Regions from separate parts of the Homo sapiens genome. Here region 1 is linked to region 2. The links are chromatin contacts, found by Hi-C or POLR2A ChIA-PET in ENCODE. All regions are on one chromosome and are shown on one strand. Each heading gives the region's core, a stretch centred on a gene start or an enhancer-like site at or near the end of the contact. The rest is flanking DNA. Distances are from core to core; before and after follow the strand shown. Region 1 has its middle 11 kb from the start of RIPK4. Region 2 overlaps TMPRSS2 (transmembrane serine protease 2).

Region 1 (4,608 bases), core at 1,503-4,002, 310 kb before region 2:
TAAATTCCTACGTTTTAAAGTCAATTGGAATAGCTCCCCTCTGGTTAGTCAGGCTACCAAATGGATACACATTTGGTTCATTTGTCTTATTTTATTTTTGGTATTTAGACATTGCTTTTTAAAGTTAATTGTGTTTTATAAGGATGTAAAATATTTGCATGGTTTCATAGTCAAATCTAGAAAACAGGGCATGTGCAACAAGGACTTGTGTCTTCCCCCAGAGACTTCCAGCCCCCTCCCTGTGGACTGTGCTCACACTGTTTATTTTTAGAATGGAAGCAGATAGGGAGAGATAGATTGATTGATGGTAGATAGATGATAGAGAACAGGTAGGCAAGTAGTTAGGTAGTACATAGATGATGAATGGTAGAAACATAGATAGATAATAGATGGATGGGAATAAAGATAGTAAATAGATAGACAGAGGGATGGGTCCCTATTTCCTGCCTGTACTGGAAAAATGGAAGATTTCCTCCACCTTGCTCTGTTCAGAGTGGTCTGTGCAATCACTCCAGAGGCACGTGTAGACACAGTCCTCCTCCCATTTTCACAATTGCACGGCAGTCTTTCCTATGGATGAGTGATAATAATTCAACCATCGCCCATCCATGGGGATTTGGGGTGCTTCACATCTTTTGCTTTTACAGACTATATAATACATTAAGAGAAGTGGGTCTCATTATGTAAATGCCTGCGCCTTGCTTTTTTTATTGAATATAATTTGATTTTATTATATTTGTTTTCACTTTTTAAATGGCTGTGTATATGATGTATATGATAAGATCTCAATTGAAATAATATTTGGATTTGTTATCACTGTGTTTTCCTTCCCCTGCTGTTTGAAAAAGGCAGCCCTTTTCATGCTTCCTTGTCTGAGAGAACTCAAGCAGCACAGCAGCAGGTGCAGAGGCTCTCCCTGGAAGCCTAGGCTTACTGCAGCCAAGCTGTTAGGAGCGAGTGCTACTATCACCGGTCGAGGGTCATAACTGCAACTTGTCCAGGTTCTTGGCATTTTGAACAAAGAATTGGACAAAACGCCCAACAAAGCAAAGAAAGAATGAAGCAGCAAAAGAACGAAAGCAGGAATTTATTGAAAACCAAAGTACACTCCACAGTATGGGAGCGGACCCGAGCAGCGGCTCAAGGGCCTGGATACAGGATCTTCTTGGGTCCAAATATCCCCTAGAAGTTTCCAATTGGCCACATCATGCTCACCTCATGTAAATGAAGGTGCCAAAAGCAACCAGTCAGAGGCTAGGGTGAAGTTACAAAGTTATACTTCTATGCAAACGAAGGCTGAGCCCGCAATCAGTCTGATTCGTTGTGGACAGCAACCGTTCAGAGACTGGAGCGAAGGTACAGAGGTGCAAACGAAGACTCCACCCACAATCAGTCTGATTGGTTGCGGACAGCCAATTTCCCATTTGCCTCGAGGAAAAGGTGGGGGGGTTTAGAAAGGGAATAGCCTCTGGTCCTTTTGTTACTTAGGAGTGGAAAGTTAGGGTTTTCCTTTCAATTTAGTTGTAGGAAGTCTGAGTGAAACAGCCTTTGGTCCCCTGCCTCCAGCCCCTATTCTCCTGCCTCAGTACCTGGAGAAATGCACGTGGGGGGCGCTGTCCCTTTAGCACTGGAAACCACTAATATGCATGGGCGGGGGGCGGGGGGATGTGGATAAACCAAATGCTCTGCGTTTTACATGAAGGGGTGTTACGTAGCAGGTACAGGAAATATCTCACAGCTATATTGTATCGTCATGGATACTTCCCCAAAGCAAAATTTAGTTAAAAACAAAAAAGTAAACAATACGACACATTATTAATGGTTGTTAGTTGTGGATGACAGGAATGTATTTCTCAATATTATACAACAGTCACACAACAATCAGAAGATTAAGGAATGCTGGCTTTTTAAAAATCCCTAAAATTAAAAAATGAAGCAAAAACCAAACCAAGCCAACCCCCCACCAAAAAAAAAAAAAAACAAAATAACAACAACAAAACACACAAAAAAACCCAAAAACAAAACAAAAACAAGTAAAATCCCTAAAATTTTCTTAGAAAAAAACAAAGATAAAATTGATTGGAAAGAAGAGCCTACGTGTGGGTGAAGGATAAGCTGATAAGCTGACTCGTGCACGCCTTGTGTTTCTGAAGAAAATCACAGAATAAATGGAAGAGGAATGTTTCAGAAATGTTTAACAACTCCTATTTCCCGAGTCCCCGGAGGGCCTGCCTGGAGCCAGGCGGGCGGCCCAGAGTGTGTGTTGAGGGAATGAATGACCGCCGGTTGGGAGCTGGGACGTCCTGATTCCCAAGCAGCGGTGGCCGCAGTTCCCAACGCCGCCCACAGATGGCAGGAGGCGCCTCATGGAAAGTCTCCTTGGAGAATTTGGCAAAGCTGAGCCCGCTGTGCGTCTAAGCAGACTCCAAGGAGCGTCCTTGGCCAGACCGAGGGCTCCACGAGGAAGGTCTTGGCTGGCGATGTCGGTTCTGGAGCGAGATAACAGAGGCCCCGCTGGCCCCCTGGGGGCAAGCCGGACACCCCCAACCCTGGGCCGGGCGTGCCCCCCGGCGGGGGGCGCAGGCGGCCCGGCCCCTGGGCTACACACCAGGCAGTGGGGCAGGAAGAGCCAGGCCTCGAACCCGCAGGGCAGCCCCACCGCCAGCGCTGAGATCCTTGTCACAGGGCCCGGCCTGGCGTCCGACAGGGAGCGCCTGCGTTCTTGATTCTCTGTGTTTTTTGTCTGGGGACCTGTCCAGACAGGCTGAGTCCCATCCTCGAATGCTCATTTCACTGACCGTGAACGGTAGCGTCAGGCTTCACTGCCCTGGCTTAGAAATGCTTTTTTGTAAATGGAAGAAAATAAAACACAAAACAGTCTGAAAAAAAAAAAAGTGAGCCTACCAGTTCTGCCGACAAAAGGACTAGCCTGGTGCTAGAAAACAGCATTACAATGAAATAGGTAACCTTTAAGATCCTGAATTCATCAGGGTTATACAGAGAAACAGAACCAATAGTGTGTGTGTGTGTGTGTGTGTGTGTGTGTGTGTGTGATGTGTGTGAGAGACTGTGTGTGTGCACATGTGAGTGTGTGAATGAGTGTGTAAGAGTGTCTGTGTGTGTGCAAGTGTGTGATTGTGTGTGAGTGTGTATGTGTGAGCATGAGAGTGCGACTGTGTGTGTGTGTGTCTGTGTAAAACTGGCTCACAGGATGATGATGGCTGACGAGTCCCACAGTCTTTCTGCAGGGTAGTCCATAAGCTGGAGCCCCAGGACAGTCAATGTGTGCTTCTGAGTCCCAAAGCCTGAGGCCAGGAAGAGCCAATTGTTCAGTTCAAGTCTAAAGGCAAGAAAAAGCCAGTATCCCAGCTGGAAGGCCGTTGGGTAGGAGAGATTCTCTCTTACACGAGGATGATCAGCTTTTCCTTCTTTTCAGGCCTCTAGCTGCATGGACGAAACCCATCTGCATTGGGGAGAACGATTTGCTTGACTCTATTGATTTACATGTTAATCTCATCCAAAAGCAGCCTCACAGAAACACCTGGAATAATGTTTGATCAAATACCTCGTGGCTCAGTCAAAGGGACACAAAAATCAACCACCATAGACTCCGACACGAGCTTATAGACCAGCTACAATCAGCAGGCCTGGAATGTACACAAAAGTTCAGTGTCTTTTGCTTTTGGATAAAATAAAGATTCCTGTAACTGTGACAAAGATACGTATCTAGTTGGGTGTATTAGTTTCTAGTGGCTGCCACAGCAAAGTGACACAAACCAGGTGGCTTAAAACCACAGGTGTTTAGTCTCTCACAGCTCTAGAGGCCAGAAGTCAAAAGTTGAGGTCGGTGTCAGCAGGGTCCCACTCCCAGACAACTCCAGGGGAAGCTCCTTCCTGGCCTCTCTCAGCCTCAAGAAGACCCTTGCCCAAAATGTCCAATGCCCCCCCCCCACCCACCCACCCAAGGAGTTGGTGAAATATTCCAGCCATTTTTGCACCCATTAGAGCTGCTCTGTCCCTCTGGGGCTCAAGAATGAGCTTACGGGCTGGGCTGCACCCAGCACTGCCCATTAGCTGTAACTGGCCCCGGACCAGACTCCAGGATAGGTTTGAACCCCAAAGTGTAGGCCCTTCCTATGCCTGGGTTGTCATTTGGAGCTTAGGGGCCAGGCAGGAACCCTCCCCGGCTTCCAGTGCCCCAGGCATCACTTGGCGTGCAGCTGCGTCACTGCAGTCATGTGGCATCTTCCCAGTGTTTCCCACCCACTTCCCTTAGTGCAGGTGTGTGTCTGTGTCCAGACTTCCCCTCTTTACAAGGACACTAGCTCTGTTGCTTTAGGGTCTACCCTAATGACTTCATCTTTATTTATTTATTTATTTATTTGAGATGGAGTCTCGCTCTGTCTCCCAGGCTGGAGTGCAGTGGCACGATCTCGGCTCACTGCAAGCTCCACCTCCAGGGTTCATGCCATTCTCCTGCCTCAGCCTCCTGAGTAGCTGGGACTACAGGTGCCCGCCACCATGCCCGGCTAATTTTTTTTTTTTTGTATTTTTAGTAGAGAAGGGGTTTCACCGTGTTAGCCAGTATGATCTCGATCTCCTGACCTC
Region 2 (4,387 bases), core at 1,595-4,094:
CGATGGCTTTCCACTCTGTGGCTGAAGCCCCAGGGTGGCGGGTGGTGCCATTTTTCAAGCCAGGAAATATTGGTTGGTGAGAATTTGGGGTGGGAGAAGGTGTGACGGAGGGTTCTGGTTTTGCACACTAAGCCCACGGTGCCCAGAAGATGCCCGAGGGGAGGCAGCAAAGCGAGAGTGGGAAATGCAGAGGTGGCAAGTGCAGGCCGTGTCTTGAGAAGCTCTAATGTGCAGGGGAGCCGAGAAGCAGGCGGCCTAGGGAGGGTCACGTGTGCTCCAGAAGAGTGTGTGCATGCCAGAGGGGAAACAGGCGCCTGTGTGTCCTGGGTGGGGTTCAGTGAGGAGTGGGAAATTGGTTCAGCAGAACCAAGCCGTTGGGTGAATAAGAGGGGGATTCCATGGCACTGATAGAGCCCTATAGTTTCAGAGCTGGGAATTTCTTTCCCTGAAGCTGAACTCCAGAGCTGCATTCAGCACAGGCACCGCCAGTTGTAAGGAGAATCCAGGTTTCCCAGGAGAGGGGTTGGTGCTGGGATGAGCTGACCGGGGCAGGGCTGGAAAATAGGGCTGTGACCATCTGTGTAGTGCGTGTGGAGGTCTCAGGGAGGGAAGTGTGCTCTCCCTGCGAGAGCTGCAGGCAACACTGGGAGCTCAACAAGTCTCCCTGTCCTTAGGGAAGACCTCAGAAGTGCTGAACGCTGCCAAGGTGCTTCTCATTGAGACACAGAGATGCAACAGCAGATATGTCTATGACAACCTGATCACACCAGCCATGATCTGTGCCGGCTTCCTGCAGGGGAACGTCGATTCTTGCCAGGTAATTCAACATTTTTATTCTACCTTTGGTCCTTACCAGATCCTACTGAACCCCCCATGAGAGAGAGGGCATTCTTGGGGTCAGCAGAGCCTCCTCAGTGACACGGAGCCAGCTCGGGGCAGTCATGGGAAGTGACGGCCACAAACAGTGCGAACGCTTCTGGTGGCAGAAGGAAGTACAGTCAACAAATCACACACACCCTCTGAAAAACCGGTATTTGGTAAAAGTGCCAGTGGAACAGAAACAAGTATTTAGACTATTTTAAATTATGAACGGCAATTTATTTAGTAACTTTTAGCTTGAACAGATTAAAATTCAGGATGGGGGCTATCTCTTTGGGGGTTACATCTCTGTTACCATCACCCCTTGATGGTGGAGATTCGAAGCCCACACAGTCACTCGTAACTCACACTGCGACCCCCGCCCCCCAACTCCTCTAGGCCTGGTCAGTGGTGTGCGGCAGATTGTGACTTGATTTTCTGCTCTCTGTACCTTGCTGTGTCCCACAGGGTGACAGTGGAGGGCCTCTGGTCACTTCGAAGAACAATATCTGGTGGCTGATAGGGGATACAAGCTGGGGTTCTGGCTGTGCCAAAGCTTACAGACCAGGAGTGTACGGGAATGTGATGGTATTCACGGACTGGATTTATCGACAAATGAGGGTAACTATCCTGTCCTCCTTCTGACTGTGTTCTCCGATTCCTCGAGCCAAAGCCAGACATCTGTTAGGCGTGGTTCTGCTGCTGGAAGCTGACTGGTGACCACTGGTCAGCATGAAGCAAACTCTGCTTCCTCCAGCCACAGCCCCATCCCCCCAGTGTCCACCCATTGCCCATTGCCTCTCACTGGCTTCACTTGCATATTTCCCCTGGTGTTTGGATGAAAAGCGCTGGGGCTCAGCTTGTGTGAAATTCCTTGGTGCTCTGCCAACCACACTTCGTTCTGGCTCAGCTGACTCAGCTGTTCCACCCAGGCCACCTCACATCAAACTTTTTTTTTTTTTTTTTGAGATGGAGTCTCACTGTGTCGCCCAGGCTGGAGTGCAGTGGCACAATCTCGACTCACTGCAACCTTTGCCTCCTGGGTTCAAGTGATTCTCCTGCCTCAGCCTCCCAAGTAGCTGGGACTACAGGCATGCGCCACCACGCCCAGCTACTTTTTGTATTTTTAGTAGAGATGGGGTTTCTCCATGTTGGCCAGGCTGGTCTCGAAGCCCTGACCTCAGGTGATTCACCCACCTCAGCCTCCCACAGTGCTGGGATTACAAGTGTGAACCACGGTGCCCGGCCTCACATGAAACTTTTGATTTATAGAGAGCAGAGGGAAGAGCCGGCTGTGCCCATCCTTTTCTGGGGCCATCGAGTGGCTCCTGGGCAGCCCCCAAGGTTAGGAAGGGCAGGAGCAGCCAGGGTTCTCTGATGCCCCAGACTCAAGCACGAGGGAAGGTCTCAGGGGTTCCATGTGAGCCTCATGGATGTCTCTGCTTAGCAGAGCCCTGGCTTTGGGCATTGTCCAGATAGGGGGTGAGAACCAGATCTTCTCATCTCCAGGACCTCAGACGTATAGTTTTCTCAGATTTCTGTGCTTTCTGGGGCTGGGCTACTAGTGGAAGAAAGCAGTCTATTCTGTCTTCTCCCAAATCTCCCAGATGCCCAGTCTGTTGAAGGAGGAGCAGAACCAGGGGGCCTTTCCCGCTGAGGCCCGACCTGTGTCTCCTTCAAATGACACGCGGGACTCAGGGCCTTCCCATGACCATGGGGCCCAGGGGGCGTCACCTGGCCCAGGGCCCAGTGCTAGAAACAGATGACCCCAGGAGGAGGAGGCAGGGCAGGAGGGAAGCTGGCAGGGCTGGGATGGTCAGCCAGGCTGAGGGGCGGACTCGCACCAGGATGGAGCTAGGAAATGATCCAGGTGTGTTTGGCGGCTGCAGGTGGGTCCGCATGGCTGTGCAGGGAGGGAAGGGCTGCGTGGCAGGAGAGCAGCCGGGGGAGGCCCAGACTCTGCTGAAGAGATGCCTGTTGTGCCGGCCTCCACATCCGCTGCCCGCTCCTTCCGGAGCTCCTGCCCCGCCATGCTCAGCCTGACTCTGACCAACACGTTGGAGAGAAGAATGATCCCTTTGTGCTATTAAGCTTGCTTATTTGGTTTCTAAGTGCTTCATGCGAACCTAGAGGAAAAAATTATTTTCCACCTTTGTTTGTCTTAAGAAAATAACACACTTTTTTTTTTCCTATTTGAACAGGCAGACGGCTAATCCACATGGTCTTCGTCCTTGACGTCGTTTTACAAGAAAACAATGGGGCTGGTTTTGCTTCCCCGTGCATGATTTACTCTTAGAGATGATTCAGAGGTCACTTCATTTTTATTAAACAGTGAACTTGTCTGGCTTTGGCACTCTCTGCCATTCTGTGCAGGCTGCAGTGGCTCCCCTGCCCAGCCTGCTCTCCCTAACCCCTTGTCCGCAAGGGGTGATGGCCGGCTGGTTGTGGGCACTGGCGGTCAAGTGTGGAGGAGAGGGGTGGAGGCTGCCCCATTGAGATCTTCCTGCTGAGTCCTTTCCAGGGGCCAATTTTGGATGAGCATGGAGCTGTCACCTCTCAGCTGCTGGATGACTTGAGATGAAAAAGGAGAGACATGGAAAGGGAGACAGCCAGGTGGCACCTGCAGCGGCTGCCCTCTGGGGCCACTTGGTAGTGTCCCCAGCCTACCTCTCCACAAGGGGATTTTGCTGATGGGTTCTTAGAGCCTTAGCAGCCCTGGATGGTGGCCAGAAATAAAGGGACCAGCCCTTCATGGGTGGTGACGTGGTAGTCACTTGTAAGGGGAACAGAAACATTTTTGTTCTTATGGGGTGAGAATATAGACAGTGCCCTTGGTGCGAGGGAAGCAATTGAAAAGGAACTTGCCCTGAGCACTCCTGGTGCAGGTCTCCACCTGCACATTGGGTGGGGCTCCTGGGAGGGAGACTCAGCCTTCCTCCTCATCCTCCCTGACCCTGCTCCTAGCACCCTGGAGAGTGCACATGCCCCTTGGTCCTGGCAGGGCGCCAAGTCTGGCACCATGTTGGCCTCTTCAGGCCTGCTAGTCACTGGAAATTGAGGTCCATGGGGGAAATCAAGGATGCTCAGTTTAAGGTACACTGTTTCCATGTTATGTTTCTACACATTGCTACCTCAGTGCTCCTGGAAACTTAGCTTTTGATGTCTCCAAGTAGTCCACCTTCATTTAACTCTTTGAAACTGTATCATCTTTGCCAAGTAAGAGTGGTGGCCTATTTCAGCTGCTTTGACAAAATGACTGGCTCCTGACTTAACGTTCTATAAATGAATGTGCTGAAGCAAAGTGCCCATGGTGGCGGCGAAGAAGAGAAAGATGTGTTTTGTTTTGGACTCTCTGTGGTCCCTTCCAATGCTGTGGGTTTCCAACCAGGGGAAGGGTCCCTTTTGCATTGCCAAGTGCCATAACCATGAGCACTACTCTACCATGGTTCTGCCTCCTGGCCAAGCAGGCTGGTTTGCAAGAATGAAATGAATGATTCTACAGCTAGGACTTAACCTTGAAATGGAAAGT

Evidence for each region. Hi-C counts contacts between places; a loop is a spot of excess contacts on that map. ChIA-PET counts read pairs that join two places held with the same protein, here RNA polymerase II (POLR2A). Pooled maps may share reads with other maps.
Region 1: a map of heart left ventricle shows a loop between it and region 2 (3-fold over the local background). The contact joins two enhancer-like sites. A Hi-C loop is called at or near these places in 1 of 168 maps with a recorded cell type or tissue (heart left ventricle) and 4 of 50 pooled maps. POLR2A ChIA-PET finds 5 or more read pairs at or near these places in 1 of 52 experiments (Caco-2).

Annotation. Positions count from the first base shown.
Region 1 is chr21:41,776,160-41,780,767 of GRCh38, reverse strand. No RefSeq gene overlaps it. Among named protein-coding and RNA genes, the nearest start is that of RIPK4, 11 kb to the right of the region's middle. Within about 2 kb of position 2,752, at least 11 of the 41 ENCODE cell types and tissues checked have a DNase peak (open chromatin) inside an H3K27ac peak, as active enhancers do.
Region 2 is chr21:41,464,826-41,469,212 of GRCh38, reverse strand. It overlaps TMPRSS2 (transmembrane serine protease 2), which reads left to right. Exons shown (of 14, transcript NM_005656.4): 12 at 675-817; 13 at 1,327-1,479; 14 at 3,060-4,387. The coding sequence ends at 3,071. Among named protein-coding and RNA genes, the nearest start is that of MX1, 41 kb to the right of the region's middle. Within about 2 kb of position 2,844, at least 4 of the 41 ENCODE cell types and tissues checked have a DNase peak (open chromatin) inside an H3K27ac peak, as active enhancers do.